Linked DNA regions of Mus musculus: regions 1 and 2 are each linked to region 3. The links are chromatin loops, found by intact Hi-C in ENCODE. Cell type or tissue: heart. All regions are shown on one strand.

Evidence for each region. A loop is a pair of places that touch in the nucleus more often than their neighbours do. Peaks named below come from ENCODE experiments on the same cell type or tissue, not always from the same donor. Only the 100,000 strongest peaks of a DNase experiment are listed, where the experiment ranks them.
Region 1: it touches region 3 in a loop (2.2-fold over the local background); 2 of 42 quality-filtered maps call a loop at or near these places.
Region 2: it touches region 3 in a loop (2.0-fold over the local background); 6 of 42 quality-filtered maps call a loop at or near these places.

What each region holds. Positions count from the first base shown.
Region 1 is chr6:30,296,777-30,304,776 of GRCm38, forward strand. Ube2h (ubiquitin-conjugating enzyme E2H) reads right to left here and starts at 7,763. Exons shown (of 7, transcript NM_009459.3): 1 at 7,276-7,763. The coding sequence starts at 7,328. It overlaps 1700095J07Rik (RIKEN cDNA 1700095J07 gene), which reads left to right and starts at 7,839. Exons shown (of 2, transcript NR_166056.1): 1 at 7,839-8,000. In heart, a CTCF peak has its summit at 3,877; DNase peaks (open chromatin) are centred at 3,785, 6,185, 6,475 and 7,785; H3K4me3 peaks cover 4,681 bases; H3K27ac peaks cover 4,285 bases.
Region 2 is chr6:30,274,263-30,282,262 of GRCm38, forward strand. The region is part of intron 1 of Ube2h (ubiquitin-conjugating enzyme E2H); the gene reads right to left. Among named protein-coding and RNA genes, the nearest start is that of Ube2h, 26 kb to the right of the region's middle. In heart, a CTCF peak has its summit at 4,314; no DNase peak of the experiment used is centred here; H3K27ac peaks cover 333 bases.
Region 3 is chr6:30,226,996-30,234,995 of GRCm38, forward strand. All of the region lies in intron 5 of Ube2h (ubiquitin-conjugating enzyme E2H), which reads right to left. Among named protein-coding and RNA genes, the nearest start is that of Gm31221, 53 kb to the left of the region's middle. In heart, no CTCF peak of the experiment used is centred here; a DNase peak (open chromatin) is centred at 3,456; H3K27ac peaks cover 1,087 bases.

The DNA of each region.
Region 1 (8,000 bases), 70 kb after region 3:
GAAAGCTGGGCACTGGTGGCACACACCTTTAATCCCAGCACTCGGGAGGCAGAGGCAGGTGGATTTCTGAGTTCAAGCCCAGCCTGGTCTACAAAGTGAGTTCCAGGATAGCCAGGGCTACACAAAGAAACCCTGTCTCAAAAAAACAAAACAACAAACAAAAAAGTTCCAAAAAGAATCTAAAAGGAAGTAGTAGAAGATAATGAGTAGTGACTGTATTATCTCACCCATAGTTGTCCTTTTTTGTTGGTTTGTCACAATGTACCTCTGGGTAGCCAAAACTTCTTATGCAGACCAAGCTAGCCTCAACTCAGATGCTGTGAAGTGATTTGTGCCATTGAGGTTTTTTGAGACAGGGTTTCTCTGTATAGCCCTGTCTATCCTGGAACTCACTTTGTAGACCAGGCTGGGCTTGAACTCAGAAATCCACCTGCCTCTGCCTCCCGAGTGCTGGGATTAAAGGTGTGCCCCACCACGCCCAGCAATGCCACTGATTTTTAAAACCTACTTTTCAGCTGGGCTTGGTGACACAAACCTTTAATCCTAGCAACGAAAGGCAGAGGCCTTCAGGTCTCAAGGCCAGCCTGGTCTACAGATTGTGTTCCAGAACAGCCAGGGCTACATAAGGAGACCCTGTATTGGGGTGTGGGGTGCATACCTTTTATCTCAGCACTTAGGATTAGGATTAGGGTTAGGGTGAATTTGAGGCCAGCCTGTTCTAAGGTAGCTAGGGCTAAACAGTGAGACACAACCCCCCACTCCCAAATTTATTTCTGTGTATATGTGTGTGTAGGTCAAAAGATAGCTTTTTTGAGTTCTCTCTTTCCACCATTTGGAAAACAAAAAACACTTTTTATATGTACAAATCTGCGTGTGTATGTGTGTGCGTGTGTGTGCGTGTGCTGTGCGTGTGTGTGTGTGTGTGTGTGTGTGTGTGTGCGCGCGCGTGCTACATACATGCTACTACCCCACTCCATCCCCGCCCCAACACACACTGAAATCAACAAGACTTTAAGATCTCCTGGAATGGGAGTTATGGGTGACTGTGAAACACCATGTAGGTACTTAGAATAGATCCCAGACCTCCACAAAAGCTTCAAGTGCTTTTAATCACTAAGCCATCTCTATAGCCTTTGGTCTTTTCACACATAATCTTGCTGTATAGCTTAGGATGGACTCCTAGTAGAGCTTCTGCTGCCTCTATCTCACACAGTTCAGTTTAGTCTTGAACTCCTCATCTTCCTGCTTCCATTGCCTAGGTGGCAAAAATTTCTTTTATCAATTTATAGTTCTTCCTTCTTCTCAGCCTTTGGTCTGATTTCTGTCCCTGGGTGGATGGTGGATGGATGGATATAAATATATATAAACTGTTGCTGCCTTCAGACACACCAGAAGAGGGCATCAGATCCCATGACAGATGGTTATGTGCCACCATGTGGTTGCTGGGAATTGAACTCCTGTCAATGCTTACCCACTGAGTCATCTCTCCAGCCCTATTTCCATGATTTGTTTGTTTGTTTTTTCGAGAAAGGGTTTCTCTGTGTAGCCCTGGCTGTCCTAGAACTGACTCTGTAGTCCAGGCTGGCCTCAGAAATCTGCCTGCCTCTGCCTCTGCCTCCCGAGTGCTGGAATTAAAGGCGTGTGCCACCACTGCCCAGCTTATTTCCAGTATTTTTAACAGGGAAAAGCAGTTACAGAGCAGGTACATAGAACATGGTCATGACGTCGGAAACAAGAACTCCTGGCAAGAATACATGCCTCGGAGAGACAGCCACAGGCTAGGGTTTGAGGATGACGTCTTCCACAGTCTCTCACTCCCAGACCCCACTCTAGACCTCCTGAAACAGGAAGTCCACGGTGGGATCCAGAACCAGTTTTCACAAACCCTCCAAGCAAGTAAGATCACACTCAAGTTTGAAAACTATTATTTAAAGGATAAGATTATGAGTGGCTGTTTTCTTTCCCTTTTTGTAACCTATATTTTCCCCAATTACTTTATTATAATACTTTCAAAACCCTACTATGTCTTTCATTAAAGTGTTTCATTAAAACACAGATTCTCTAGGTCTCCAGGTAAAAAGCTACTACACTGTAAGCATTATAGGATCTGAATTACATGTCTAAAGAAATTCAATGGTTCTTGGAAGCATAAAATGAGATCCCAACTGCATGTGTGTGTAAATACCAGTCAGAGTGCTGGGAAAGTCACAACACTACCCAAACTAACAAACCAGGTCGCCTTACTGCATACCCAGAGAGAAAGGGTCTCTTACACCTACACAAGATTTTTCCTTCATATAAGCTGAATTTGTAAGCTTGTTTATATTTTACAACTTCACTGCAAAACTCACAGAGGTTCTTGGTTTACCAAAATAAGTGCTATAATCATCCCTGTGTCACCAAAATCTATGCAGGGAAGACAAACTCAAAACACTGGGAGTTGCCAAGTTTTCAAGTTTTAGCTTTGAGACCATAAACTTATTCTTTCACCTCACCAACTCAAGAGAGAAGCCACAGGAAATAAGGGGTCAACCACAGGTTGCCAATGGACAGGGGCTGGTTAAAAGACTGCCTACACTTTGAACACAAATTAAACAATGAATAACTTAGGGATAACTGCTGATTAACAGCAAACACGCCAAAGCTAAAGTCTGAGATAAATGGTTTCACATTTCAATGCTTTTGTTTTAATGTTTTAAAAAAAAAAATAAAAAATAAAGGCATTTGGATGCCCATATATATCCTCATCACATAAAATTACTTTTTAACTTTCATTAAAAAAAAAAAAATCAGGTTTTGTTGTTTGAGACAGGGTCTCTATGTAGCCCAGGCCATGAGATCCATCTGCCTTTGCCTTCCAATTAATGATACTAAAGGTGTGAGACACCACAGCTGGCAAAAAGGTGTGTGTGTGGGGGGGGATTCAATCTTGAAAATACTAAGTATTCAAAAAAGCAAGGTGTAACACACAATGCTGATCCCACATTCTGATTTAAAGAAACAATTCAAAAACTAATTCCACTCCGGGCGGTGGTGGTGCACACCTTTAATCCCAGCACTTGGGAGGCAGAGGCAGAAGCAGATGGATTTCTGAGTTCGAGCCCAGCCTGGTCTACAAAGTGAGTTCCAGGACAGCCAGGGCAACACAGAGAAACCCTGTCTCGATAAACAAACAAACAAAAACTAATTCCACAAGTACTACGTCCACCACTTTGAACTTCTCACTAACCCCTCCACATTGACACACTGTGCCTGACACAAAGAGGGTGCACAAATATTTAGAGGTTTGAACTTGTTCCAGAAAATTTCTGAAGCCCTTACAGCAAACACCAGCTTTTCTTTAAATTCTAGCAAGCTTAGAGCTCTGGGGGTCCATTCCCACTACAGGTTTAAGTCACTATTAACTATAAGTCACTTAAGGACATTTAAAACGTCATATCCTGTTTTGTTACTGAGATCTCCTGGAAAAGACAGTCTTTGAAAAGTCATAGTATTCGAAATTTCCAAGTATTACAGCAACGAGAGGTGTGCCAAGTCCCCATTATGATAAGATTCAGTTTTCTAGTTTAATTTTTTGAACATTTCTTGAGTCTGAGTACAGGTTTTCCTTTTTTTACCCCTTGAAAATACCCTTGGTTCTGTCAGCAGCTCAAGGCATCCCCAGCCCCCACCTCCTTTGTATGTAAACACACTCTTGTCACACACTCCCATCAGCTGTTTGGTAGCTCCACCCCTCCTCCTTTTCCGGGTAGTAACAGAGCAGCCAATGAGCTGCAAGGAGCTGTGCCTGCGGCCTTTTGCCTGCATACGCTTTTCCAAAACAAGCAGCTCTAGCCTTCAGCAGGGGCACTGGTTCACAGATAAAAGGCTCACCAGAGCTGTGCAACAGGGCGAGACAGTCACCCCCACCAACAAGGAAACCCATGTAACCTGAGCTGTTTGTTCCTCCACCAGGGACAACTTCAACCAATATTCCTTTAGGGCAAATCACGCTTAAGGTCACCAGAGTCCCAGTTCTCAGACAATCTAAATAATCAGTGGTTGCCGATGGAAACCTCAAAGGTGGCTAGTCCTGTGTGGCTCTCAAGGCTAGCAATCTACCTGGCTCTGGCAAGCAAATGGCTGCACTATCCAAGATCATTTTACAGAACCTAGGCTAAAGACAAGTGGTTTTTATCCCGCAGCACCCGAAAGTCATGTAAATCAGTTTCTAGGCTCCTGTGGAGGTTTGCACAACCCTCAGCTGAGGATCAGAAGAGAAACAATGAATGAGTCAGAGTTTCAGAGTATAATCGCCCAGCAGATTAAGTGCATTGGTGCAAAACACTCACTCCCTGCATAACTTGGGAGTCGGCTATCCTACCAACCCGTCACAAAAGAAATACCACTGGCTCTGAAAGAGACCGTGTCTGGCAAGGTGCAGGAAAGCAGTGACCAATTAGTAACACACCCTCTTCTCTCCCTACCCCCACACCGCTACTTTCCTACCATATAGGTTGCTGCCAAGCTATAAATCCTTGTAGTGTAATTATGCCCAGAAGACAGCCAAAAATGGGCTGAAACAGGAGACATTGATGAAACTGGCTATCAGCCTCTACCAAAGAAACCACGGAGGGACGACGACAAGTACCAGACATTCCTTCAGACCTTTTCTTTCTACTTCCTTACCACCATCTTTCATTTTTAATCCTCAGCACTGACAGGTGATTGTACCCATCTTACCAGCAGACTGAAGAATTCACTCTTAAATTTTTCACTAAGTATACCTTTCCCCAAAATTGTAAACTCCACTTGGGCCTACTGATGTGAATTCAACTGAGAAAGGAGACCATAAAATCTCTCACCTCCACAATACACACAAACATGCACACACAAAAGGAAATCCGAAAAATTTTCACTCCCAAACTACATTAAACCAGAAAATAAACTTGAAGTAGAGATAGCCTCTAGCTTTCAAATCAAAACTGTTATCCTCTTATCTCAGAAATCTACAGTTTTAAAGAGCCCTGCTTTCTTTGTCAGCAAGGGAGGTGGGGAAAGAACAGAAGCCAGTGCATCTTTGCCTTTCTTCATCTTCTACTAAAAATAAGCTATGAAATAAGCCACTTAGGGAGAGGGGGAAGAGAGACACCCCGCTGTTCTTTGTTTCCCTCTCCCTCGCTGCCCCCCCCCACTAGTCACCCCCCCACACACCCGGACTCCTAAATGCGGTAATCATTCTAGATGCCACAACTACTACGTGAACAAAAGGCACTGTATGGAAAAGGCATCAGGTCAAGTTAGGCCTCACTCTTTATCCTCAATCTTTCAGAAATCTATATATGAACGTAATTTGAGGATCTGACATCGATCAAAAACAGCTGGAATTCTCTCCCCCACTCCATCCCAATTATACATTAGGGTGAAATTTGCATTAGGTGTGATGGTAACTCTCAAACTCTCAATTCAAGACAAAAAAAACTCCTAAGTCTAGCACCATGTCATTTCCTAGTTTCTAAACAAAAATACCCCCCCAACTGCTTTGTGTAGAATGTACAGAGCCATGGTTACAAGTTTTCCTGCGGTATGAAAAGCCAGCATTCCGGTATCATTCATGCATTTACAAAACAATCACAGCCACAAACAGCCCATAAAAGAGTAGATGTCACATTTGCCTAGGTGTGTATCTAGCGTAATACTCTTTCTTACTGGCTTCACTCTAGTCCTTCCTACTACTGCCCTTCCCCCAAATTCTAGATTTCAAACCCTAAAACTTGCGAGTCTAACCACTATTCTTAATTTCTAGCCAGCTCTCCCCTGGGCAAAGAGAAAAAATACCTTCTTATTCTTGAAAAGATGTCACAAAAAAAAAAAAAAAAAGAAAGAAAATGAAAAAGAAAACTCTTGCCTAGGCAACTTTCCTCCCATCCCCCAAGTTAAAATCCTAAGCAAAAACTACTTTTAAAAACTTCAGCAAATTCCATAACTGAGTTTTTGACAACCACCACTGATGTTTAGGAAAAATAAAAAAATAAAAAACAGCAACAAGTAAGAGAAGGAATTACCTGAAGAATCTAGACAAACAACTTGAGTTATATAAACAAAATCCTGCAACGGGGGAAATGGTTGGGGGATGGGGGCGAGGCAGAAAAGAGAAACAGGAGACAAGACTTGTTAACAGCCTTTCACACACTACCGCCCCCCCTCACCCTCTCCCTGGGGATCAGCTATTTACAACACTGGGCTCTCACCCCCACCCTCAAAAAATAAAAACATTTTTTTAAATGCTCGATTTGCCTTAGGAACCTTCGCGAATTTCTCTACTGGTCATGCAAAAAAAAATCAGCCTGGATTCCAACCAAAACCACTGCCTGGAGGACTCTTATCAGTTACAGCTCTCCCACTGCAACCTCGGGTGTATATAAAGCTGGGGGAAGGGGTAGAAAATAAAAGGTGTCACTTGGCCCAGATCAGGGCAAGCAGTCCCCAAGAACCATATCCTCAGAGGGAGTTTTGCTCAAGTGGCTATTTTGTTCGGGGAGCTCCTTTCTCTCCTTCGTCCCAGCTGTCAGTTCCACAATATGGAGGGTGGCCTGCCTGCTAAGAGGGCCTGGGGGTCCTCACTGCATGCACTATGAGTGGGATAGGCTTTGTGAGTAGAAAGAAAAACAGGAAGGTTCTCCAGACCAGAAGGCTTAACAGGAGTGTCTGATTTAAAACACACGGAGCTCTTTATTACAAGAGGGGGCCCTGGGCAGGCTACTCTCTTCCTAATATAGAAAGGAATTAGGGATAAAGAAGGTTGCTTGAGTTACCCCAGTTTAAGCAGCACTGTGACTGGAAGGAACAGGGACACCCGAGAGAGAGAGAAAGAGAGAGAGAGAGAAAGGCTTCCCTCTCAGGAATTTCTATAATGAACCCATAAACCCAAAGCTAGCAAACAGGAAGCAAAGACCCTGAAGATGAGCTCCCGGTGACGAAGGAGGCGTCTAGTTATACCCCCACACACACCCCTAAGAAAGGGCCGTCTTAGGAATCCAAACGTCGTAGAGGGAAAGTCAGGGGCTGGGGGTGGGGGGGGAGTGCAAGGAAGGCGAAGAACAACGCACATCTCGGGGGGCTGCAGATAAAGGGGGACTGAAAAAGCCCTCGGCTCCGGGGAGGTGCCAAGGGGCCGCCGTAGGCACTGGGGGAGGGAGGGGAGGCGCGGCCAGTGGCCTGGAGTGCCCCGGAGCCCTCGAGTGGGCACCCCCACCCGCCCCACACGCAGTCCGAATTCCCCTCCATGAAGGATACAGCTTGACTACGTCCGTGTCCATCCGCCTCTTGCCGGGACTGGGGGATGACATGGTGTCGCCGCTGCCGCTGCCTCCCCGTCGCCTGCGCCGCCGCCGCCTCTCTCCCCTCCTTGGCCCGTCTGTCACGGGCTCCGGGCCCAGCTCGCAGGGCCCCGCGGCCTCGCCGGCTCCTCGGCCGAGGTGGCAACACCCGCGCGGTCCCGTGGGGTCCGCTCAGCCGCCGCCCCCCGCACGGGGGAACACCGGGCACTGCCCCGCCGAGTGGGGGCGGGGACCGAGGCGCCCGCTCGGGCTGCCCTCCGACTGAGGCTCCGCCGCGGCCCGGGCTGCCGCTGCTCCGCGCCGTGCGCCGCTCCCTCCCGCCTGCGCTAGCTCGTTCGCCTGCCCGCCCGCTCGCTCACGCTCTCGCCAGCTCCCAGCTGCTTCCTCCACAAGCCGACGACTCCAGCTCGGTCGGCCTCTCTACCCTAGCCTCGCTCTAGGCGCCGTGATGTCACCTCTGTGACGTCATCTGAGGGGCGGGGCGCCGGTGGGAGGGGAGGAGCATCGTCGTCGCGGTGTAAGCTTGTCAGGGGAGTTCTGGGAGATGTAGTTCCTCTTTCTCCTGCCATCGTGCATTCCCTCCGCCCCCTCCCCCAACCTCCTCACACACTTCATCGATCAACTGCCAGTGTCGTTACCATCAACATAAACGACGGTAGTAAATAATGGCAGTATGATTAC
Region 2 (8,000 bases), 47 kb after region 3:
CACTTGAGAGGCAGAGGCAGGCATATCTCTGAGTTTAAGGCCATCTGGGTCTACACAGTGAGTTCCAGGACATCCAAGGCTATTCAGAGAGATCACGCCTCAACAGCCCACCCCCTATAACTGATTGGAAAACACAGTATTTAAGTCAATCAGCATCATTATAAAATAAAAAAAGCCTAAGTGTTTATTGTTTATAAATTTTTTATTGTTTATTTTTTTATTGTTACAAATCAGTGTTGGTCCATGAAGCATCCACAGCTACCCCACCACTGCCCTTATTTCCAATAATTCAGCTACCATTCTAAACACCTGTGGCCTGTTTGTCTCATCTAAGCCCCAATGCTGTCTCATAAGGACACCAATACATTTTACAAATTAAGTTAAAATTAAAAGCCTTACCTCCAGACCCCTGGAGAGTGGTCGGAGAATCAAGTCTGACTTGGCTGGTCCTGTTTTTGCACACACTCCCAGACTTTATACTTACACTGAGATAACATCTGAAAGAAGGACATGCAAGAGTGTACCATGCAAACTAGTAGGAACACACACTTGCTTTCCTTTTTCCTTGGAACTCAGTTGAGATCTTAGAACCCAGGTGAGTCACTGGCTTAAGAAGTTATCAATTAAGCATCCACTAGGTATGACACCTACTGCCAGGAGAAAATGAGTTTATAATGCAAATACTAGCTCACAGATCAACTTTTAAACAGCAGGTCTGAGAACAGGACAGCCCATACAGAAATGAAAAGATCCTTGTCAATCAGATATTGCATCAATATACTCTGAGGTCATATCACATGATACAGTGTGGAAAAGCACAAGCTCTCACTGACCCAGGTTTTAACAGGAGCCTTATGAAAGTAACTTTAAGGCGGGCAGTGGTGGCTCATGCCTTTAATCCCAGCACTTGGAAGGCAGAGACAAGAGGACTTCTGAGTTCAAGACTAACCTGGTCTACAGAGTTCCAGGACAGCCAGAGCTATACAGAGAAACCCTGTCTCAAAAAACCAAAAAACCAAAAAAAAAAAAAAAAAAAAAAAAAAGAAAGTACCTTTATCTCTGGGCCCCCCTGGTAGTAGGCCACACCCTGCCACCTGGTCAGAGTTACCAGTATGATGATACAGAATTTAGTAGTTCAGAGTCAAAGCTCCAGACGAAGGAAGCCTAAGCTGACTGCCAGCGTCTGCAATTTTACTTAACCTAAGCCTGAGTTTCTCCTCTGTAAGACAGCATTAGTTATCTCCTACAGTCATTTTGAGGACCAAGGAAGCCATGCAGAGTACTAAAAAAACAAGTGCATGCTTGGCATAGGACACACAGCCACGTCAGTGGGTAATGCTACTGAGAGCATGGCTTGGCTTAGAGGAGGCATTCAGAGCCTTTGCCACTGGTGTAAGCCTCAGGATAATGACAACCAACCTCCTCCACCACCACAAGGCATGGTCTTTAGGGGAAGCTGCGTCTTTCCCTGAGGTTGTGAAAGTAACTTTTATAGCTTTACAGGAATGAGAGAAACACATTTCATAAAACTAAAACCACTGGCTTGCCTCCCTTCGGTTAAAGGAAGAGTTCTTGATGTGCTCCAGTCTTTAATCTATGCATTCCACTGCTAGTGCCTGCAGGCAGGCAGGCAGACAATACCCTTACCCTGGAAAGCCCTCTCTAAGGTCTCAGAGCGCGCAGACAGGAGCAGGAGGAAGAAGACTGAGGCAACAGTGGACATGAACCCTCAAGAGCTGCTTGCTTACGCCCATGACCACAACAGTAGCAAGACAGTAATTGTTGGTTTCCCTAAGCAGATAATTACATCTGTTTCAGGACTCTAGAAACAAAATTTTAATGGGCATTATAACTGGCATAATCTTCCAATAAAGGTATGAAATTCATCTGGATAGAGTGACTTATTCCTATAATCCTAGCACCTCAGAAGCCGAGATAGGAAAACCGCCATGGGTTTAAAAGCCAGGCTGGGTTATGTAGCTCAAAAACATTTCAGTTCTCCATGCAGATACTCAATGTAAGGAGAAGTCAAGAAGAAACAGGAGAATAATCTTGACCTTAGCTTTCTCCACCACAGAAGCCGACACACTTGGGTTTCCACAGTTTGACCAATTTTTGTCCTAAATTTTTCAGTTATTTGAAACAGACTATGTACAAGTGGTTGGTAATTTTGTGTTCTCTTTTCTCTTACTTTTCGTCACATTTACTCTGATGGAAGGGCCCATGTGTGGGAGCACACGCCAGAGGCCAGTGGGCAGTGTGTAGAGTAGGTCTTCTCCCCTACCACGTGGGTCATGAGAGTCAAATGCAGGGAACCAGACACAGCAGCCAGCCCTCACCCACTGGGCACCCTGCCAGCCACAGTCTCTCACTTTAAAAACATTTTCCTATGTCTGACTTCTAACTGAAATTTTAAAAAATGAAAAAAAAAAAAGAAGAAAACACAAACATATACAAAAATAACAAAACAAAGAAAGAAAAAGAAAAAAACCAAAAACCCTTAAACTAGGCAACAAATCCAGGACCAAGAGGAGCCACTCTATCCAGGCTGCAACACTGACTTCAGATGTACAAGCCATACTTCATTTCAAAAACTAAGAAAAAGAAAATCGCTCTTCTACTATAGACTCCATTTCTGACAATGTAGGTAAGCGGCTTCACGGTTACACAGTACACAGACCATCCTGTTCACTTGCTTAACACCTCAACTCATGGCCAAACCACCTATACAGGATTCCCATTTGTTCGGTCTCACACGCTACCTACAAACTCAAGATTACATTGTTCTGTTCTGTTTATTTTAGAATGGTCACCTTCTATCCAGCTGCTCCACTCTGTGCCAACCTGTAAACACGAATTAACATCTGCTAAATGCAGAAGTAAATCAGAGAGCACCAGCCCTAGCCAGGAACTGTCAAACTGTACGCATACACGTTTGTGCTTTAAGGGTATACAAGCTGAGTTGGAGAAGGTGACAGAGTAAGGCTGACAGGCTCTGCATGTCCCTAATGGTCCTGAGAAGCCAGCCCAGGCAGGGATATGGTGTGGTACACACTCCTCCTGTTCAGCACTTTCCATTTCAAGCATGGTTCCCTCAGAAAACTCTTCACAGATTAAATATACACTAATAAAAGGGCTTTATTTTAGAAATAGCATGAAGGAAAGTATCTAATTTAAGAAATATAGTTAAAATTTAAACTAACTAAGATCCAGGAAAATGACTCTATATGCATAGGATTCTCCTCAATTAAACATAGCAAACCAAGCCCAGTGTGGTAGTGCACACCTGCAGCCCAGCTCTCAAGAGGCAAGGGCGGGAGTGGAATGAGTTCAAGGCAGCCTGGTCTGCAGACCCTGTCGCCAAAAGACAAAGATCAAATTTAAAAACACAGTTGAAGCTGGAGAGATGGCTGAGTGGTTAATAGCACCGAACGCTCTACAGGGGATGATGAAGTTTGACTCCCAGCATCCACACAGTGGTTCACAACCGGCTGCAACTTCAGTTCCAGTGGATCTAATGCTCTCCTCGGGCTTTTGCAGGCATGCAAGTGGTACACAGACATACGTGCAGGCAGAACATCCATACTATAAAATAATACAAATTTTAGAAAAAGAACCATAGTGATTACTTAAAGTTAAAATCGCCTCATGAAAGGCACTTTCCAAAAATACAAATTCTTAAGAATTACCAACCTAACACAAAACTATACCTATCCTATTTGACAACAAAGAACACCTGTGACGTTCAGCTGTTGAGCCACTTAAAACAGAAAAGCCTGGATGAGACTCAACACACCATGTACCAGGCTATAAATATTTTCACACTAGGATAGCCAATTACCAACCTGAGATCAGCTTAAAAGAAAAACCATCCCTACTGCTTCAAAAGGTAAAAAGCAGATGGAGAAACTTACAAGTTTGAAACTAAAATGTAAAACTCAGCAAGATGTAGGACACATGCCAATCAATAATTTCCACCTTTACAGAGTCTGAAGTAGGGTAATCACCAGTTCCAGGTCACTGTGTGCAACAGACCAAGACCCTGTCTTAAAACAAAGTGGGCTGTCCGTAACATTAGTTAGTTTGAAGAGAGTCTAATGCTAGTTGGCCCAGGCTGCACTCACCTTTAACTTCAGCCTTCTTGGTGCTGAGCCTATGAGCATGCCCAACCACACTGAGCATGGCTCTTATTTTTAAACACTACAATTTTAGGCAAAAATAAAACAAAACACTACTGTTTTACATCCTGCCTCTGAGTGCTTGCAAGATGACACTCATTTTCCAGCTCCATGTCTACAGGCTGTCCCCTTGTGCTCATCCCGGGGTATTACAAATCCCAAGTAGTCACTTAAAGTCCTAGTCCTTTGTGATGTCTACAGTCTATGCTTCTGATCAGCCCTCTCTTTTCAACTCCAGTGCTCCTTCAAGAAACCCTTCCATGACCAAGATTGAGTGCTATCTCCCAACAGCTTCCTTTGCCTAAGTGAGCTGAGATATGTCTCTCTCCTCTGTGTACCTGACACAGTCAGACTGGAGAGATGGCTTAGTGGGTAAGAGCACCGAATGTTCTTTCAGAGGTCCTGAGTTAATTCCCAGCATCCCGTGGCAGCTCACAACCATCTCTAACTGTGCTCCATGGGACCTGATGCGTTCATCTGGTGTGCAGATGTAGAAGCAAACCAAACACCCATATATATAAATAATCTTCAGGAAAATATCTAACTCACCCTCCTGATTCAAGCTTCCTAGAATCCAGGATGGAGAGGAGCCATGTTTCTGCTCCTCTTGGCATGACCACTTTGCAAAGAGCCTGAAAGAGAAGCACTAAACAGTATCTGATTACAAAGGAGTATGACATGATGGTGGAAAACGTCACTAATCCCAGAGACAGAGGCAGACAGATCGCTCTGAGTTCAAAGGCAGGCCGGTCTACAGAGGTGAGTTCCAAGACACTGAGGGCTACGTAGAGAAACCCTCTCTCAAACAAACAAAAGAATGAACGAAAGAAAAAGTTTCATGTAAAAAAACTACTAAAATACACATGTAAAATTACCTTCAAACTTTGTACAAAGTGTGTATAAAACAAAAATGTGTTTAAACTTGAGCCTCTTCCCCCAAATACCTTATCTAGAATACGTAAACATTTGAAATGTCCAGAACCCAAAACACTTGCAATCCTGAGAATTCCAGATTACAAACACTTGGTCTATAATGAGCCAAATTAAAGTTAAAAGATCTATAATACATACAGTATTTGGTCCTGGAGAGATGGCTCAATGGTTACGAGCCTGGCTGTTCTACCAGAAGACTCGGATTCCCAGTGACAGGGCTGGTCACAACTGAACCCTGGATCCTACTTAACCTATAGATCCCAAGTGCTACAACTACAGGTATGCACCACCACACCAAATTAATGCCTGTTGTTCTTTAAAAACAAAACAAAAAAACAAGACTACAGAACAAAGACAAAAGAGAAATTTACTGCTTGTATTTATATATTATTTGAAAAAATCTTGGCCAGGTCTTTGTCTCATCTACTGAATCATCCATCCTGCTTTTTCAGATGGCCCTGAAAAACAAAACTGAAACAAGGTAAGGACCACAAGTTTCCCACTCCTAACATATACAGTAACAGATTTGCCTGCTGCCCAGGACACAGGGAAAAGATGTTTTAGCCTTGCCTGCATCCCATCAGACAAGGGCGACTACTGTCCTGCCTTAATCTTACACCTGTAATACTAGTCCTACAGTGGACAAAAGCTTGCCTTAAACAGGAAACTGTGGAAATGCTTGGGTAAGCAGGTGATGCACTGACTCAGGCTAGCATTGCAGGAACAGCCCTTCACAACACTTTAGCTAATTCCAGGATCCATTTCTAGAAACGAAAGGGACACAGCATCTCATCACTGGCTTAATCTTTCCAGTGGTACAGTGCTTGCCTGTCATGTCCAAAGCCTTAGGTTTATTCCTTAAGTGGAAGGATGCCCCCTGACAACCCATGGTGAAGTTTCAAACCTCCATAGATACTTATTTTTTTCCAAGGGTCCTCCTTTCGTTGACTGGTGGGAGACACCAGAGAAGTATGAAGTGAATTCTATAGATTCCAGAGTAGTAGTCCCAGATCAGCAGATCAGCCTGTCTACCAACAGAAACCCACAGTTGATCAGACGCACCTGCACTCAAGTACGTACAGACTTATATCCATCCACCAACCACCTTCCATGCTTTCTTGTTTGACTCTTTTCACTATGACACTCAGCTTCTTTAGGGAAGCATTCTCTGGTGTGGTCTCATGTCTGTAATCCTAGCACTTGGGGGAATTGAGACTAGGAGTGCCAAAGTTTAAGGCCAGCCTGGGCTACAAAATAAATTTCACTAGATTACAGTATAAGACTCTATTACAAGAAACAACAAAGAATCAACTGTGAACATTTCCAAAGCTTGGTCCCTGCTCTGTGCTTATGGTTAAAGTGCATTGAAGAACTGGGCAATGGTGGCACACACTTCTAATTCCAATACTAGAAGACACAGACAGGCAAATCTCAAGTTCAAGGTAGCCTGATCTACACAGCAAGTTCCATGTCGGCAAGAGCTACTTAGTAATGAAACAAAGTAAAAAATAAAATGGCAAACTACATATGCTACTTATTCAGATGTTATGATCATAAAGCAGGAACAATATTAGTAACAATGCATTAACTTTGCTTTTAAAAAAAATATTTGTGTCTTGTACTCATGTGTGCAGGTGCCTGCAGAAGCCAAAAAAGGGCACCCGACCCCCCTGAGGTTAAGTTACAGGCCATTGTAAACTGTCTCGTATGGGTGCTGGGAATGGAATGTGGGTACTCGGCAAGTACAGCGAATGGAGTCATCTCTCCACTACCACCCGTCCCCTTAAGAAACAGACTCACTGTACAGCCCAGACTGGACAAGAAGTTACTATACACTGTATCCCAAAGTGGAACCTCTAAGTTCAAAGTGAAACCCACGCACCCCAGTCCCAACCCTCCCGAGGAGCAGGGTGTACAGGCAGCGGTCACGGTGCCTGTTTTATCTTCCCGGTTTCATTTGTTCTGAAATGAAGTCTTGCTATAGCCCAGGCTTGACCTTTTACTCCCTCATCCTTCTCCTTCAGCCTCCCGATCAAAGTCATCTTTAAATAGATACATAACTAAGACCAGGTGAAGAAGGGAAAGAAAGGTGCACACAAGCTCATGTTTGATCCCTAACTAGTAGCACAGTTTGGGGAAGCTGCAAAACTTTTAGGTAAAGCCTAGCTAGAGAAAGGAGGTCCCTGGAGAGAAGGACCTGAGGGTTACAGCTGGGACTGTATTGGCGCCTCTTTCTCTGCTTCCTGGTTCCTTAACTGCAAGCAACTGTCGTACTCATACTCCTGCCTTGACAGGAGCCCTCTACCTACACACAAGGCCTTCCCTGCCCCATAGGCCACAGTCCCCCTCAACCCATAAGTAAATTAAGGTCTACTTATAGAAATGAGAAAGTTACTAATACACTACTCAAGGCGCACCTATAACCCCAGCATTCTCAAGGGAAGCAGGAGGACCAGGAGTTCAAGGCCAAACTGGGCCACAGAGCAAACCCATGATATAAATAAGCATTTAGTATGTACCTTTAATCCAAGCACGCATGAGGCAGACAGGCAGACCTCTGAGAGCTCAAGGTCAGCAGAGGCTACAGTGAAACTCTCTATCAAAAAACAGAAGGAAAAAAGAAAGCAGCAGGAAAAGGAAGAGATGACACAAAGCCATTATCAAGTAGGAAAATAAATACTAAACAAAAGGCAAATGGCTTTGCATATAAAAAACAAGATTTACACAAGTTTTACCTTCTATGCTTATTTGTGGAGGTCAAGGATCAAGCTCAGGACTTCTTGCATGACTGTCACTGAACTACAGACATGGCCTCAAGTGTTTCAAGACAGCATCTCACTCCATAATCCAGATCGAACTGGCTGGTGGCCCAGGCCACCCTCAGACTTT
Region 3 (8,000 bases):
CTTAAAAAAAAAAAAAAAACCAAAAACCTCAAAAACCCAGAGGCCTACAGAGGTTACCTATTGCTGAGCTTATTTACCATGCTGTGCCCAGGGACAGGCTGTCTCTCTGCAGCTTCCCTTTCTAGCAGAGTGGGCATTAAACACTAAAAGGTCCACACTGACTCTGCGGCTACTTTTTGCTTCTTGTCAAGTCCCCAGGGAGGAAACAGCTCACGCTGCTCATGTGGTTTATGACAGGTGCTGCTGACAAAGATTACTACTGACTGTTCCCACCCAACAACAACAAAAACCTTTTAAAAATAAAGTATAGGTTTTGTTCTCTGACACTCAGAAGGGCTTTGGGGCTAGAGAAACACTGTAGACTGCCTATTACATAACCAGGGGAGTGCTCGTATTCTAGAAAAAGATCTAATAAACTTTTCTACTACTTTTAAGTACCTCTGTCAATGTGCTTGCTTCAAACAATAAAAGAACCCTTGAACATTGGTTCTTCCTTCCGGTTTCATCACTGCTGACCCACTGTTACAGACGTGCTGAGGCACACCTGTAATGGGGAGTGCACAGCAGTCCCGGGTGCAGATCATCAGCTTCTGGGCACCAGAGCTCCTGGCTCTGGCCCGGAGGCAGTGGGACCTCTAGGAATTTGAAACCACAATTAGCCATCATTACAGGGACTTTTACTTGCAAATTCTTTGCTTTTCAGAATTATTGTGAAGGCTGGCTCAGTAAGGGGGATGCTTGCCTCTTAAGCATTAAGACCTGGGAGTTTGAATCCTCAGAATTCATGAAAAAGCCAGGGGCACACACTTGTCATCCCAGTGCTGGGGAGATAACTGCAGAGCTGGGCAGGTCCCTGGAGCTTGACAGACAACTAGCTTTGCCAATTGGTGATATTCTATACCACTGAGAAGCCCTGTCTCAAACAAACAGTTCAAGGTATCTGAGAAACAGCATCTGAGGTTGTAGTCTGACCTCCCAAGAGCCCTGTCTACACTCTCAGGACCCGCCGCCCACCCCCAGTTTGTCCTACTGTCCATCCTCCGGCTGTGCGTGCACCAAACAAACTTACTGTGATTTCAGAGTATTTGTAATGTAAGCATTAGCTTGCAAGCCACATGTGGTAGCACAATCCCAGCGTTCAGAAGCAGAGTTTGAGGTCAGCCTGGTCTATATAGTTGAGTTCCAAACAAGTCAAGGCTACAAAGTAAGACTTTGTTTCACCTATCTCCCCCAAAGAATTAGCTTTGTATATACACTCTGGAAGCCCACTGTCTTATAATATTAAAGCAATAGATATGCTGATAACTATAAAATCTTTGATATAGTTCCTTCATATTTCTAGTTTTATTAGATTTGACATGCATAAAATTAGTTTTGTGAAAATCCATTCCCTTCTGAAGAAGGAAGGGTTTCACTGAGCACCCTTGTCCTTGGCCGCTGGTGGTTGGAATGACTATGGTTCCTAGCGGTGGGCAGTTTAGGAAGCATTAGAAGGTGTGTCTGGAGGAGGGCTTGCCTCCCTCTCTGCCTGCCTACCACCTGCATAGAGGCGAGGGGAGGAGTCAGTGGCTCAGTAAGCTCCACACTGTGGTTCCAGGCCACGCCTACTACCATGAGAGGAATGGACTCATCCTCAGAAACTGGAGCAAGTCCCAATTAAATGCTTTCTTTTATAAGCTGCTTTGGCTATAAGAAATAAAAAGTAAGAGCCCAGTCCTCAGAAAGGAGTTTTCTGTTTCTTTTGTTTTCGAGGCAGGGTGTAGCCCTGTGTAGACTATGTAGCCCTGGCTGTCCTGGAACTCAGAGATGCAGAGTTTGATTAGGCTTTTTTCCTCAACTGCCTTGAGAAAAATGCCTCTGCCAGGTCTCATCTCTGTCAAGGTGGACCTTAAAGGGCATGCAGGACTCCAAATTCTCACCCTGACAACCAGGAAAAAGACAGTCAGTCACTTCTCTTCAGGATCAAGTTCCAGCTCTACAGCATATGCTTGGCGAGCCCAAGGCCCTGGACTTGGTCTCTTAACACAAACAGGACAGGACAGAGGAGTATATACGTCTCTGTGTTCTGTTCTACCCTGGGCAGTCAACAGCCACATCACTGTTCCCCTTTGTTCCATAATTCAGTAAGGAGCAGGCTCAAAGAAGAGGAAGTAAAAAAAAAAAAAATCTTGCTCACACTTAGAGAAAAAGATGAACCCAAGGTGTCATCACAGGGTGTCAATTCCTGTGGTCTAGAACCCATGATTTCTTCTATGACTTACACAGAGCTTTCCTGGGATTCTGGCCATTGTAATTCAAATTATGGCTATGTAAACTGTAGTCATTTTAGGATTTTAATCACATTATTCATATCCTTGACTACTAAGGGAAAAAAAATCAGCCACTGAATTTCCAAAATCCTACCATCAATTCACAAGCAAATCAGGAGTTTCTACTGTTTCCAGAATAAAGTCAACCATGAGACTTTACTGCAGTGCTCGGCCAGGCTAAGTACTGACTGTAGGGAGCCAGGGCAGGCGTCCTGGGGGCGTTCTAAGGACTGGAACAGAGGAGGGCATGGTGGCACAGGCAAAAATCCCAATACACTTCGAGACCTCATCTCAAGACAGACAGACAGACAGACAGAGAAAACAGCTGGGTGGTGATGGTGGTCCATGCCTTTAATCCCAGGGGCATTAAAGGCAGAGGCAGCCCTCCTTACAGAGTGAGTTCCAGGACAGCCAGGGCTACAGAGAAACCTTGTCTTGAAAAGCCAAAAACAGATAAAGAAAAAAGGAGATTGAAACTGCATAAATAATTAAAGACGCCCTTATTTCCTTTCCTTTCCTTTCCTTTCCTTTCCTTTCCTTTCCTTTCCTTTCCTTTCCTTTCCTTTCCTTTCCTTTCCTTTCCTTTCCTTTCCTTCCCTCCCTCCCTCCCTTCCTTCCTTCTTCTCTCTCTCTCTCTCTCTCTCTCTCTTTCTTTCCTCTTTTCTTTTTTATAATTTCAGACTAATTAATAGATGTTTAAAATCCTTTTCCAGCTCCTGGGGAACAACAGAAGATCTGGAACGTGTTTACACATTTTCTTCTCCTGCTTACAGTACATGAGCAGTGAAAAACTACAGTGAGAATCTACAAACAAATGAAATGCTTCATTACTCCTTTTTTCTTTTTCTTTCTTTTTTTTTGGGGGGGGGTAGGGGAGCCAGGGACCCCCACTGTGTAGACCTGGCTATCCTGGCATTCAAGAATATGTCCAAAACTCAGATGTCAACCTAAAGAAGGCAAGCCTTACTGGCCCATGGTTTCAGCACATGGTTGGATGGAGCAGTGGCAATGAGAGCATGCAGAGGAGGCGCCTTCCTTGTTGGCCAGAAGTGGAGAGCAAGCAGGAGACCAGGGAGTGGCTGTAACTTTAAAGGCATGCCTCTAGTGACCTACTTCCTCTAGCTAGAGCCACCTCCTAAAGTTTCTACACCTCCCAAAATAGCACTACCCACTGGGGACCGACTGTCCAACACATGAGCCTGTCGGAGACACTTCACACTCCAACCACAATACCTACGTACCTCAGCAACCAGAGAGGCTACACTGCGAGTAACTTACCCAGTTATGGGCGAGAAAAACATGATAAGGGGCTATAACAGGCAGCCGGCATCCTCAGAAATAACACTTCAGTAAAGCTAATGAGGAATAGCCTCAGACAGGTAGACCATCTTTAAAAAGTTTGAGATTAAAAGTAACTTTCTCTAAAATAAATGCTGTTGGATCAAGAAAGAAAGACCCCACATGGCACATCCAGGAGGTTAATGGATCAGTCACCACTGACCTTGAATTCCACTTATTGGTAGTATTTTTGCTTTTCAGTATTTTAAGCTTAAAGAAAGTAATTTTGTTCTTTGAGGGGAAAGACAACAGTAAGGCTGTAGTATCCTAAGACCTGAGGAACACTAAAGTCCTGCTAACTGCCAGACCACCAGGTCACCAGTCTGACCTAAGAACCATTGTATCACATTTCGTGCAAGTTAATTACTTACATACTTACTGTGATATCAGAGCGTGAACCCAGGACTTTTACATATGGTAGGTTAAATGCTTTACCACTGAGAAACATCTCCAGTACATGGACCATTTTAAAAGCACTCTAGGTGGGAATGGTAGTATATGCCTTTAGTTTTAGTACTTGGAAGGCAGAGGCAGGCAGATGTCTTTGAGTTTGAGTCCAGTCTGGTCTATGAAGTGAACTCTAGGCCAGCCAAGGCTACATAGTAAGCCTGTGTCTCAAGATAAAATAAAATAGGGCTAGAGGGATGGCTCAATGACTAAGAGCACTGGTTGCTCTTCTCAAAGAACTGGATTCAATTCCAAACACTCACATGATGACTCACAACTGTCTGTAACTCTAGTTCCCCAAGGATCTGATATCTTCTCCTGCCCTCTGAGGATGCCAGTCAAACGTGGTGCAAAGACATACATGTAGGCAAGACATCCATCCATATAAAACAAAGTCATCTAAACCCACATATAAAGTTATTTTCCTGGGCTGGAGAGATGGCTCAGTGGTTAAGAGCGCTGACTGCTCTTCCAGAGGTTCTGAGTTCAAATCCCAGATACCACACGGTGGTTCACAACCATCTGTAACGGGTCCAAAGCCCTCTTCTGGTGTGTCTAAAGACAGTGACAGCACACTCATAAGACAAACAAACAAATCTTTTAAAAATGGGAAAAAAAATCCCCATTAACTGCTTAGTTGTAGTCCCTTCCCAATGTATTTAACCTGAAAATGACCTGAAACAATGCATACTTCTGTATATCTCAGATGAGCAGCTCTCAAAGACACTGCTCATCACCTCAGAACACTTCTCACCTTATTGGGGTGTTTTTTAGAGGTCATTGTAGTTCAAACCTGACACAACCTTGCTTATCTTATGCTAGGATTCGTTACCAACCTTCCTGAAATGAAGGCAGTTAATCTTTAATCAGCCAGTCAGTGTGGTATACACAATAGTTACACTAAAGCTTTTATTAGAACTTTGAACTACCAGGCAATAATAGTTGGTGTTAATGTAAGAAAAAAGAGCCAGTTATCTTTATTCCCAGTACTGGGGTGGGGGTGGCAGAGGCAGAAGATCTCTGAGTTCAAGGCGAGTCTATTCTACAAGGTGAGTTCCAGGACAGTCATGGCTATACAGAGAACCCCTATCTCTAATCTACCACGACCCCCCCCTGCTTCCCAAAAAAGATAACTACGTGCAATTATAAGCTAAGAACCCATAGGTTGTGATGGTGTAAACCCTTAATCCCAGCACTAGACAGGCCCTTTATCCTAGCACTGTGAATTCAAGGACAGCCTGGTCTACAGGTTGAGTTCCAGGACAGCTAATGCTACACAGAAAAACCCAGTATTGACAAACACAAAAAAGAAATCTATCTATAAGATAAATTTTGCCTATTATCATAAACACAGATTAAAAACCAAATCAGGGGCTGGAGAGATGACTAGGTGGTTAAGAGCACTGACTGTTCTTCTGAAAGTCCTGAGTTCAAATCCCAGCAACCATATGGTGGCTCACAACCACCCGTAATGAGATCTGATGCCCTCTTTTGGTGTGTCTGAAGACAGCTACAGTGTACTAACATATAATAATGAATAAAGATTTAAATAAAAATAATCAGAGCTCCTCGTCTTATTTAAGAACTAAAGTGAACCCTGTATCTATAGCCCCAATAAAGCAGGTCAGCTTCATGGGTCCTATACTGGCTGGATTGGGATGCATAATCCACAAAGCCTGGGTTACTACATGGTCTAATGCTGACCAGTGAACATGACATACCCAATCCACTAAACTCTTCTACTGAAGAACAACTTTTCCACTTGCCTGAAATAGTTGCTTTCTGAAGAGTTACAAGTCCATAAGGGGGGCTGGTCATGGAGCTAGCTAGCTAAGTCCTGTCAAAGCCGGCAAGCCTGAAACTAAGCGCGCAATTCCTCTCTTCTGTAGAACAGGCGGCATTCCTCTCATGCTGAGAAGAACCTGTTCTACTTAGCCTCTACCTACAAGATGCAGAATGATACCAGGTATGAAGTTATGAGTCTACACATACACAGACACAACACTGAGCCTCTGGGCCTCTTCAAATAGTTGTTGCCCAACCAGTCATAAAGATGAACACACAAACCTCTCAGTGTATCTACTAAACTCAAACTTCTACAAACAGCTGAGCATCTGTAACACATGGCACCTGGGAGGCACACTGAGGGACAAACCACCATTCCCCCTCCTCCTCACCTTCTCATCTTTATGTTCATTGGTGTTTTGCCTACATGTCCATCTATGTGAGGGTATCAGATCTTGGACTTACAGCTGGGAGCTGCCATGTGGGTGCTGGGAATTGAACCTGAGTCCTCAGAAAGGGCAGTCAGTGCTCTTAGCTGATGAGCCATCTCTCCAGCACGGCATCTTTTTTTTTTTTTTTTTTTTTTAAATGGAGTAAGGGTTTCTTTTTTTTTTTAATATTTATTTATTTATTATATGTAAGTACATTGTAGCTGTCTTCAGACACTCCAGAAGAGGGAGTCAGATCTTCTTACAGATGGTTGTGAGCCACCATGTGGTTGCTGGGATTTGAACACCGGACCTTCGGAAGAGCAGTCGGGTGCTCTTACCCACTGAGCCATCTCACCAGCCCGGCATCTTTTTTAAAAGCAGTGTTTCGCCATGTAGATTAGACTCACCTGGAACCTGTACTCTCTCTGCCCTGGCTGTCCAACCATTAGGATTACAAGTGCTGTCCATCAGCACAGCTCAAGAAAGGCCTTTCCTGGTTTTGTCTTTTTCAATACAAGGTGTCAAATCCAGGAGTGCTCTACCACTCAGCTACATGCCTCAACAAAGCATCCGATCCATCTGCCTCTGATGGAATTAAGCGCTATTAACCATCATTCCTGCTAGGAGGTGGTGTGCACCTTTAATTTCAGCCCTCAGGAGGCAGACACAGGCAGATCTCTGAGTTTGAGGTACAGAGCAAGTACCTGGACTGCCAGAGCTTCAAAGTGAAACCTGTCTTGAAAAGCGAAGCCAAACCAACAACAAAACACCTATAGGCCAATCTCATGGAAACATTTTCTTAAGGTTCTCAGATGACTCCGGGTTGTTCAAGTTGTTCCCCTCTCAAAACAAACAAGTAAAAAAAACCTAGCACAGACTTGGAGCTGGGCTTACAGGTGGTTGTGAGCCTCCTGCTGTGGAAACTGGGAAACAAACTCTGGAAAGGCACCAGGCACACTTGACTGGTGAGCCTCATCTCTCTTCAGCCCTCCACCAATTCTTCTTTTTCTTTTTTTTTTTGTTCTGTTTTGTTTTGTTTTGTTTTTTCGAGACAGGGTTTCTCTGTATAGCCCTGGCTGTCCTGGAACTCAGAAATCCACCTGCCTCTGCCTCCCAAGTGCTGGGATTAAAAGTGTGCGCCACCATTGCGCGGCTCCTCCACCAATTCTTAAATCACATTTCTCTTTGACACTGAATCCAGATCCCCTGTCTGCAGTTTAAGTTTCCAGTGCTTTCATCACTGACGTCTGCGAGAGCAGGAAGGGATGGAAGAAGATTGTCACGCTACAAGTCAAGAGCGGATCACTTTTTTTTTTTTTTTTTTTCTTTTTTTTCTTTTTTCCGGAGCTGAGGACCGAACCCAGGGCCTTGGGCTTGCTAGGCAAGCACTTTACCACTGAGCTAAATCCCCAACCCCAAGCGGATCACTTTTACCACCTGCTGTTTTCTCTCAGAGTACCAGTTAGCTACTAAATAAATGTCAGATAGAGAACTTCACACTGATGACATCATCTTTACAAAAGTAATTGTATTTTACCCACTATAATTAATTCTCTAGATGGCAGAGGCAGGCGGATTTCTGAGTTCAAGGCCAGCCTGGTCTACAAAGTGAGTTCCAGGACAGCCAGGGCTACACAGAAACCCTGTCTCGAAAAACCAAAAACAAAAAAATTAATTCTCTAGAAATAAA